Linked DNA regions of Homo sapiens: regions 1 and 2 are each linked to region 3. Evidence: chromatin contacts called from ENCODE Hi-C or POLR2A ChIA-PET data. All regions are on one chromosome and are shown on one strand. The core of a region is the stretch at or near the end of the contact, and the rest is flanking DNA. Distances in the headings are between cores, read along the strand shown.

Region 1 (2,700 bases), core at 1-2,500, 4.4 Mb after region 3:
AGGCCAGCCGCGAGGCCACCGCCCGACCCTCCACTCCTTCCCGCAGCTCCCGGCGCGGGGTCCGGCGAGAAGGGGAGGGGAGGGGAGCGGAGAACCGGGCCCCCGGGACGCGTGTGGCATCTGAAGCACCACCAGCGAGCGAGAGCTAGAGAGAAGGAAAGCCACCGACTTCACCGCCTCCGAGCTGCTCCGGGTCGCGGGTCTGCAGCGTCTCCGGCCCTCCGCGCCTACAGCTCAAGCCACATCCGAAGGGGGAGGGAGCCGGGAGCTGCGCGCGGGGCCGCCGGGGGGAGGGGTGGCACCGCCCACGCCGGGCGGCCACGAAGGGCGGGGCAGCGGGCGCGCGCCCGGCGGGGGGAGGGGCCGCGCGCCGCGCCCGCTGGGAATTGGGGCCCTAGGGGGAGGGCGGAGGCGCCGACGACCGCGGCACTTACCGTTCGCGGCGTGGCGCCCGGTGGTCCCCAAGGGGAGGGAAGGGGGAGGCGGGGCGAGGACAGTGACCGGAGTCTCCTCAGCGGTGGCTTTTCTGCTTGGCAGCCTCAGCGGCTGGCGCCAAAACCGGACTCCGCCCACTTCCTCGCCCCTGCGGTGCGAGGGTGTGGAATCCTCCAGACGCTGGGGGAGGGGGAGTTGGGAGCTTAAAAACTAGTACCCCTTTGGGACCACTTTCAGCAGCGAACTCTCCTGTACACCAGGGGTCAGTTCCACAGACGCGGGCCAGGGGTGGGTCATTGCGGCGTGAACAATAATTTGACTAGAAGTTGATTCGGGTGTTTCCGGAAGGGGCCGAGTCAATCCGCCGAGTTGGGGCACGGAAAACAAAAAGGGAAGGCTACTAAGATTTTTCTGGCGGGGGTTATCATTGGCGTAACTGCAGGGACCACCTCCCGGGTTGAGGGGGCTGGATCTCCAGGCTGCGGATTAAGCCCCTCCCGTCGGCGTTAATTTCAAACTGCGCGACCGTTTCTCACCTGCCTTGCGCCAAGGCAGGGGGCGGGACCCTATTCCAAGAGGTAGTAACTAGCAGGACTCTAGCCTTCCGCAATTCATTGAGCGCATTTACGGAAGTAACGTCGGGTACTGTCTCTGGCCGCAAGGGTGGGAGGAGTACGCATTTGGCGTAAGGTGGGGCGTAGAGCCTTCCCGCCATTGGCGGCGGATAGGGCGTTTACGCGACGGCCTGACGTAGCGGAAGACGCGTTAGTGGGGGGGAAGGTTCTAGAAAAGCGGCGGCAGCGGCTCTAGCGGCAGTAGCAGCAGCGCCGGGTCCCGTGCGGAGGTGCTCCTCGCAGAGTTGTTTCTCGAGCAGCGGCAGTTCTCACTACAGCGCCAGGACGAGTCCGGTTCGTGTTCGTCCGCGGAGATCTCTCTCATCTCGCTCGGCTGCGGGAAATCGGGCTGAAGCGACTGAGTCCGCGATGGAGGTAACGGGTTTGAAATCAATGAGTTATTGAAAAGGGCATGGCGAGGCCGTTGGCGCCTCAGTGGAAGTCGGCCAGCCGCCTCCGTGGGAGAGAGGCAGGAAATCGGACCAATTCAGTAGCAGTGGGGCTTAAGGTTTATGAACGGGGTCTTGAGCGGAGGCCTGAGCGTACAAACAGCTTCCCCACCCTCAGCCTCCCGGCGCCATTTCCCTTCACTGGGGGTGGGGGATGGGGAGCTTTCACATGGCGGACGCTGCCCCGCTGGGGTGAAAGTGGGGCGCGGAGGCGGGAATTCTTATTCCCTTTCTAAAGCACGCTGCTTCGGGGGCCACGGCGTCTCCTCGGCGAGCGTTTCGGCGGGCAGCAGGTCCTCGTGAGCGAGGCTGCGGAGCTTCCCCTCCCCCTCTCTCCCGGGAACCGGATTTGGCGGCCGCCATTTTCATGGCTCGCCTTCCTCTCAGCGTTTTCCTTATAACTCTTTTATTTTCTTAGTGTGCTTTCTCTATCAAGAAGTAGAAGTGGTTAACTATTTTTTTTTCTTCTCGGGCTGTTTTCATATCGTTTCGAGGTGGATTTGGAGTGTTTTGTGAGCTTGGATCTTTAGAGTCCTGCGCACCTCATTAAAGGCGCTCAGCCTTCCCCTCGATGAAATGGCGCCATTGCGTTCGGAAGCCACACCGAAGAGCGGGGAGGGGGGGTGCTCCGGGTTTGCGGGCCCGGTTTCAGAGAAGATATCACCACCCAGGGCGTCGGGCCGGGTTCAATGCGAGCCGTAGGACAAAGAAACCATTTTATGTTTTTCCTGTCTTTTTTTTCCTTTGAGTAACGGTTTTATCTGGGTCTGCAGTCAGTAAAACGACAGATGAACCGCGGCAAAATAAACATAAATTGGAAGCCATCGGCCACGAGGGGCAGGGACGAAGGTGGTTTTCTGGGCGGGGGAGGGATATTCGCGTCAGAATCCTTTACTGTTCTTAAGGATTCCGTTTAAGTTGTAGAGCTGACTCATTTTAAGTAATGTTGTTACTGAGAAGTTTAACCCTTACGGGACAGATCCATGGACCTTTATAGATGATTACGAGGAAAGTGAAATAACGATTTTGTCCTTAGTTATACTTCGATTAAAACATGGCTTCAGAGGCTCCTTCCTGTAATGCGTATGGATTGATGTGCAAAACTGTTTTGGGCCTGGGCCGCTCTGTATTTGAACTTTGTTACTTTTCTCATTTTGTTTGCAATCTTGGTTGAACATTACATTGATAAGCATAAGGTCTCA
Region 2 (2,700 bases), core at 134-2,633, 3.4 Mb after region 3:
CTTTTACCCCTCCCCGTTCTAATTTCCAGCCCTGGCCTTGAGCTGTGGCTGCCTCTCTTTGGGCCTTGTACCTCTCCGCCGAGTCTCCGGGCCCCGTAGGTAACCAAGGCGAGGCCCGGAGTAGCAGCTGGAAAGGGAGGAAGGAGCCCTGAAAGGCTCACGCGGCCCCGGGACAGGCCACATCGGTGCGGGCCTCCCAGGTTCCGGAGCTGCGGGGTCTCTTAGGCGAGGCTGCCTTTTCCCAAACCGAACTTGCCTTCCATTCATGCCACTTGTAGTTTTTTCCCCAGCTGGGATTCACGGAGCGCAACCAGGCTTGCAGCGCTCATGGTTAGAGCCTCTGAGGCTGGAGCACAGGGCTGGGTCGCCAGCCGCCTGCGCCTGGGAATCCTGATTGCCAGCTGATGAGAAAGGCGGGCTGGGCGCGCGTGTGCGTGGGGTCGAGGGCCGGGGACCGAGCGCGCCGCACAACCAACCAGGCCCTCAAAACCTTCGCCCTGGTGGCGGCTGGCCGCTCCCTCCTGGCCAGCTCCTCCGTGGGGTCCTCGTAGCAAAGGCGAATTTAAGGGTTGCCCGGGCGCCCCTCGCTCCAGGCGGGTAGCTGTGGGGACCTACACCCGCGGTACTCCCTGAGCGGCCGGTCCCTGCCTGGAGTGCCCTGGTAGGGCCGGCGGCGGCTCCGTTTGGGACGGATCCTGCGTTGAATTTGACTTTTCGAGGGCGGCCGCGGGTAAACTCGCCTCTCCCGGGGACCGCAGGGATTATTTACAGGGAGCTCGCCAACCAAACACAACAGTCTAACCTTTCCAAGTCCTCGTAAATTTTTACAGCTGGGAGCCACGGCGAGGCAAACGAATCTGTTGGTCGTTTCCGACTTCCCGCCAGCCTGTGTGGCTTCTGAAACAATAACTCCTTATGAAATATCATAAATATAGATTTAAATACAGTAGAGCGACAATGCGATTTGGCTGCTTTTTTATGGCTTCAATTATTGTCTAATTTTATGTGAGGGGCTCCGCTGGCCGCACTCGCACGCGGGACCCGCGCCTTCTTGATGGCGTGATTAATTGTGATATAAAATAGTCCGCTTAAGAAGTGTGTGTATGGGGGGGGAGACGGGAGAGTACAGAGACAAGGCTAGATTTGATCTTTTAATCGTCGTTGGCCACAATTAAAACAAACCCCATCGTAGAGCGGCACGATCCCTTTACATAAAAACATATGGCTTTTGCTATAAAAATTATGACTGCAAAACATCGGACCATTAATAGCGTGCGGAGTGATTTACGCGTTATTGTTCTGCTGGACGGGCACGTGACGCGCACGGCCAATGGGGGCGCGGGCGCCGGCAACTTATTAGGTGACTGTACTTCCCCCCCGGTGCCACCAAGTTGTTACATGAAATCTGCAGTTTCATAATTTCCGTGGGTCGGGCCGGGCGGGCCAGGCGCTGGGCACGGTGATGGCCACCACTGGGGCCCTGGGCAACTACTACGTGGACTCGTTCCTGCTGGGCGCCGACGCCGCGGATGAGCTGAGCGTTGGCCGCTATGCGCCGGGGACCCTGGGCCAGCCTCCCCGGCAGGCGGCGACGCTGGCCGAGCACCCCGACTTCAGCCCGTGCAGCTTCCAGTCCAAGGCGACGGTGTTTGGCGCCTCGTGGAACCCAGTGCACGCGGCGGGCGCCAACGCTGTACCCGCTGCGGTGTACCACCACCATCACCACCACCCCTACGTGCACCCCCAGGCGCCCGTGGCGGCGGCGGCGCCGGACGGCAGGTACATGCGCTCCTGGCTGGAGCCCACGCCCGGTGCGCTCTCCTTCGCGGGCTTGCCCTCCAGCCGGCCTTATGGCATTAAACCTGAACCGCTGTCGGCCAGAAGGGGTGACTGTCCCACGCTTGACACTCACACTTTGTCCCTGACTGACTATGCTTGTGGTTCTCCTCCAGTTGATAGAGAAAAACAACCCAGCGAAGGCGCCTTCTCTGAAAACAATGCTGAGAATGAGAGCGGCGGAGACAAGCCCCCCATCGATCCCAGTAAGTGTCTCCTCCCTTCAAATCCGCCGCCGCCTCCACGCCGGCCTCCCGGATCTGCTGGCCCGCCAGGTTTCTCTCGAGCCTGCCTTCGTCCTCGCTGGAAGCCTCTCGAGTTGGGGCCAGGAGCCAGAAGTTGGTGTTTGGGACGCCTCAGATAGGGCCCCAAGTCTGGAGAGCAGTGAAGAGCGGCCCGCAGGGCTACGGGAGAGGAGGCGGCTGCTGCAGCGAGAGGGGGCGGGGCGGGCACTTCGGGACGAGCCAAGACTGGCCGCCCCTCTCCTTGGCTGCCCAGGCCCAGGACCGAGATACTTTGGGCCGTTCTTCGAAAGCAGTGCAGCCCAGAGAGCCTTTTGTACAACTAGATTGTCCGTGAGCGGCGGCAGCCAGGGCAGCCGGAGCTGGGACGCTGGGGGAGACGGCCGATTCCTTCCACTTCTTGCCTTCGGCCAGTGGCGGCGTAAATCCTGCCAAGATGAGGCTGCGGGCGACCCGGGCCACAAGGGTCCCCATGACAGATTATTCAAATAAGCCACAGACGTGATCAGCGGCCTTAGGGCGCCCTGACGGCTTGCCCAGCTCCGAAGGCCTTCCAGGAAGGTTAAATAAGGAGTGGGGGGCGTAGAGGGACAGGTTGGGAAAGAAAGACGAAGTCAGTGAA
Region 3 (3,024 bases), core at 286-2,785:
AACCACACCTAATTTTATTTGTGGAGTGGAAGGTGGGTGGAGGGAGACAGAATATGCAATCGGTGTTCTGACACCAATCATGAAGAAAAAAGTTAAGCCCGTGGTGATATTTCAAAATGAAAGGCTATTTATTAAAATCGGTCAGGCTCAAACCAGCGAAGAGGACAGATGGCAAAGTGGCTGAATTTGCGGCAGCTATGCCCCAATGAATTATTTCCGAGATAGGGTTCCACCCTCTGTAGCTAAGGCAAATTATTGCATCAGGCGCCCATGCAGGAGAAACCCGTTTGGTGTTTACTACTAAGTCATGATCTCCGGGGTCCTACTGCAAGCTCTGGCTCTCCCTAATTGCATATGGGAATCATCTGAAATAATCTTTTCCTTGATATCTCTAAATTCTAAACTCTATGGCAGTGCCCTAGGAAAAGGAGGTCTATATTAAATCACCAAGTCCTTCAGCCCATGAAACCTTCCCTCACCTTCGGGAAAATCAAATGTCAAAATATTCCATACTAAGGATGGCTGACTTCACTCCGCAACACTTAGTTTCCCAGGTTTACGATCTGAGGGCTCACTGGTTCCAAACGGCCTTTTCAGAAGCCAGAAAAGATGACAAGAGCAAAGGATGATGAGTTCACAGCATTAATAGAAAAGTTCGACACCTCCCCACATCCACATTTCAATTCTATTTTCTCAGCCAATCATTCCGCTAAACTAAGCACTGAATGAAGGAAGATGTTAAGGGGGAAACACTATCAAAGCATCCTAAAGATTAAAGGGCCTGGCCGTAAGACGAAAGAACCGGCAGTTTTTCGGCTCATCATTGACCACTGAAAGAATTAGGAGGCTTTCCACCCAGGGTGCACAAAGAGTACAGCAGAGCCTGGAAAACTGAAGTTAAGGTTATTCAGTTAGGAGGCGAGGACAACCAAAGGGTCACAGATCCCAGCCCCACTGGAAATAGAGGAGACGCGGGCTGTGACAGAATGGGGAAGGGAGAACGGAGCCGGAGAGGGACGCAGGAAGTCGGAGGGGTTCCAGGGAGTCATCCAAAAAGAGAGGAGGACGGAGGTCCGCGGGAGAGGAGGTGGCTGACGCACGGGGGACTTGGGACCAAAGTGGGGGAGGCGAAGAAGACGCCAGAGGATGAAGGGAAAGAAAGGGGTAACCGAAGAGGAGGACAGTTCCCCGGGGAGGAGGGAAGGATGACCAGAAGAAGGCCCTGGGAGGAGAGCCGGAGGCTTAGCGGAGAGCGCAAAACACCGGTACCTGCTGGCGCACTGCTAGCCTCAGAGGTGCCAGCACCTCCTCAGCCCCCGCGCCGTCCATGCTGCTCCGGGAGGCGGCGGCGGGCAAGGAGATCGGGGGGCAGGAGGCCGCGCTGAGGGACCGGCGGAGCAGGAGCGAGGGTCGGGCTAAGAGCCGGGGCGGCAGCAGCAGCAGCAGAGCGGCGCGAGCACCTCTAAGCAGCACTGGACGCGGAGAGGGCATGAGCCTGCGGCCCTGGGCTGTCCAGAGAGGGTGGCGACGGAAGCGGCGCGCGCCGCCCGGCTCGGAGCATGATGAAATCGCCGCGTAAACGACGCGGCGCGCGTGCTGCCGCACATTCACCACCGCGTGACGCGGCGCCGGGTCGCCGCCGCAGATTCGACACAAAACCCGGAAGGACCCCGCCGAAGGTTTTCTCCGGTTCGGGAGAGAGGTAGGTAGGGTTGCGAGCGAACAGATTTGCACAGAAGTGCGTCAAGCCACCCCAGCAGGGTGGATGTTCAGGGACACAGCTCTGAGCGAGACCTGCAGGCCGAGACACACGAGAACCTTCAAAGCATAGGTTTTTATACGAGTGACACCCCGGCCGACCTACTTGAACGGACACTTCTGTTTCTGTTCTTTCGCGCCCTGCGCCTTAAAAGGGTCGCAAAACATCAAATCAGATAGGGATCTTAGACTTCTGTTGCTCAAGTGCAGATGTTCCCCAGATAAGGAAATAGGCCCAGAGAGGTTAATGATTTGCCCAGAGTCACACATTCTTGGTCCGCCGATGTCAAGACAAAAGCTGGCGAACGGGGGAGGAGGAGTGAGGGGATAGAGTCACCCCAGGCTTTCTGGAGAAGGTAAATTCCAATCTGCCCTTGCGGGGCGAGCAGGATTTGAACCGGCAGAGATGAGGAAAGGCAAGAGGTGCCTGATAAGTCTTTCTGCTTGGCATAGCCTCAGTCTATCTGCCTCCTGTGGTTAGGCCCCAGCTGACCAACCACCCAGAGATGGCTTCCCCCCGCCCCACACACCCAGTTCCTCCTGCCCAAAGGGTGGAGGGCCTAGAAAAGCTGGGTTCCCCCTCCAGGAAAGGAAGAGAAAAATGATGTGTTGGTTATAAAAACAGCATTGCGCACACCTGCAAAAATGGCTAAAATGAAAATGATGGAAAATGCCAAGTGACCCTCTGAGACTCCCCTACACTGCTCAGGGGAGTGTTAACTGGTGCAGCCAGCCACTTGGGAGCTCTTCGGCAGTATGCACGTACGTCTCCCTGTGACCCACAATCCCACCCCAGGAGTGTGCAGGAGTAGACGGGCTCAGTATAATGAAGTCTCCTTTCCTAATGGTGTGAAAGTCCATGTTATTTCTCTTCCCGTTCCAGTGTGCAGTTCTGGAGAAGTACTTACAATTCAACATGAGCAGGGTGGGTTGCTTAAGAACCTTCTGCAATATTGAACAATTATATTTTTAAACACTTTTATTTCAAGATTTGATATTAATTATAATTTATTTGGCTTTTATTTTACTAGGCAATTTTGAATTTATTTTAATATCTTTAAATGTGAAAAATCATTTTAAGTTTTACTTTTATTTTTATTTAGATTTTTATTAAAATGTTGAAATTCTATATCCTTTGAATAAAACTATTTTATTTCTAAAAAATTCCTTAGATCAATAATGTCTCATCCATTTTCATGTTAGGACAGTCCTGAAAGGACTCCAAATCCGTTCTTCCCTCCTCCCCGACCAATTCATCCTCCCCAC

Evidence for each region. A loop is a pair of places that touch in the nucleus more often than their neighbours do. ChIA-PET counts read pairs that join two places held with the same protein, here RNA polymerase II (POLR2A). Pooled maps may share reads with other maps.
Region 1: a loop to region 3 is called in a map of CD4-positive, alpha-beta memory T cell, with 12 times the contacts of the local background. The contact joins the promoter of HNRNPA2B1 here to the promoter of GARS1 in region 3. A Hi-C loop is called at or near these places in 1 of 168 maps with a recorded cell type or tissue (CD4-positive, alpha-beta memory T cell) and 7 of 50 pooled maps. POLR2A ChIA-PET finds 5 or more read pairs at or near these places in 1 of 52 experiments (Panc1).
Region 2: a loop to region 3 is called in a map of sigmoid colon, with 7 times the contacts of the local background. The contact joins the promoter of HOXA9 here to the promoter of GARS1 in region 3. A Hi-C loop is called at or near these places in 2 of 168 maps with a recorded cell type or tissue (endothelial cell of umbilical vein and sigmoid colon).

The regions. Positions count from the first base shown.
Region 1 is chr7:26,199,296-26,201,995 of GRCh38, reverse strand. It overlaps HNRNPA2B1 (heterogeneous nuclear ribonucleoprotein A2/B1), which reads left to right and starts at 1,250. Exons shown (of 11, transcript NM_002137.4): 1 at 1,250-1,424. The coding sequence starts at 1,419. CBX3 (chromobox 3) reads right to left here and starts at 251. Exons shown (of 6, transcript NM_016587.4): 1 at 170-251. RefSeq lists a silencer at 1-366 and enhancers at 1,307-1,696, 862-1,834, 1,807-1,926, 1,835-2,700.
Region 2 is chr7:27,164,220-27,166,919 of GRCh38, reverse strand. It overlaps HOXA9 (homeobox A9), which reads left to right and starts at 1,383. Exons shown (of 2, transcript NM_152739.4): 1 at 1,383-2,042. The coding sequence starts at 1,463. HOXA10-HOXA9 (HOXA10-HOXA9 readthrough) reads left to right here. Exons shown (of 3, transcript NM_001433944.1): 2 at 1,953-2,042. RefSeq lists enhancers at 1-244, 1,093-1,969, 1,970-2,700.
Region 3 is chr7:30,593,389-30,596,412 of GRCh38, reverse strand. It overlaps GARS1 (glycyl-tRNA synthetase 1), which reads right to left and starts at 1,535. Exons shown (of 17, transcript NM_002047.4): 1 at 1,270-1,535. The coding sequence starts at 1,491. RefSeq lists a silencer at 244-343 and enhancers at 239-852, 853-1,466, 1,487-1,836, 1,467-2,080.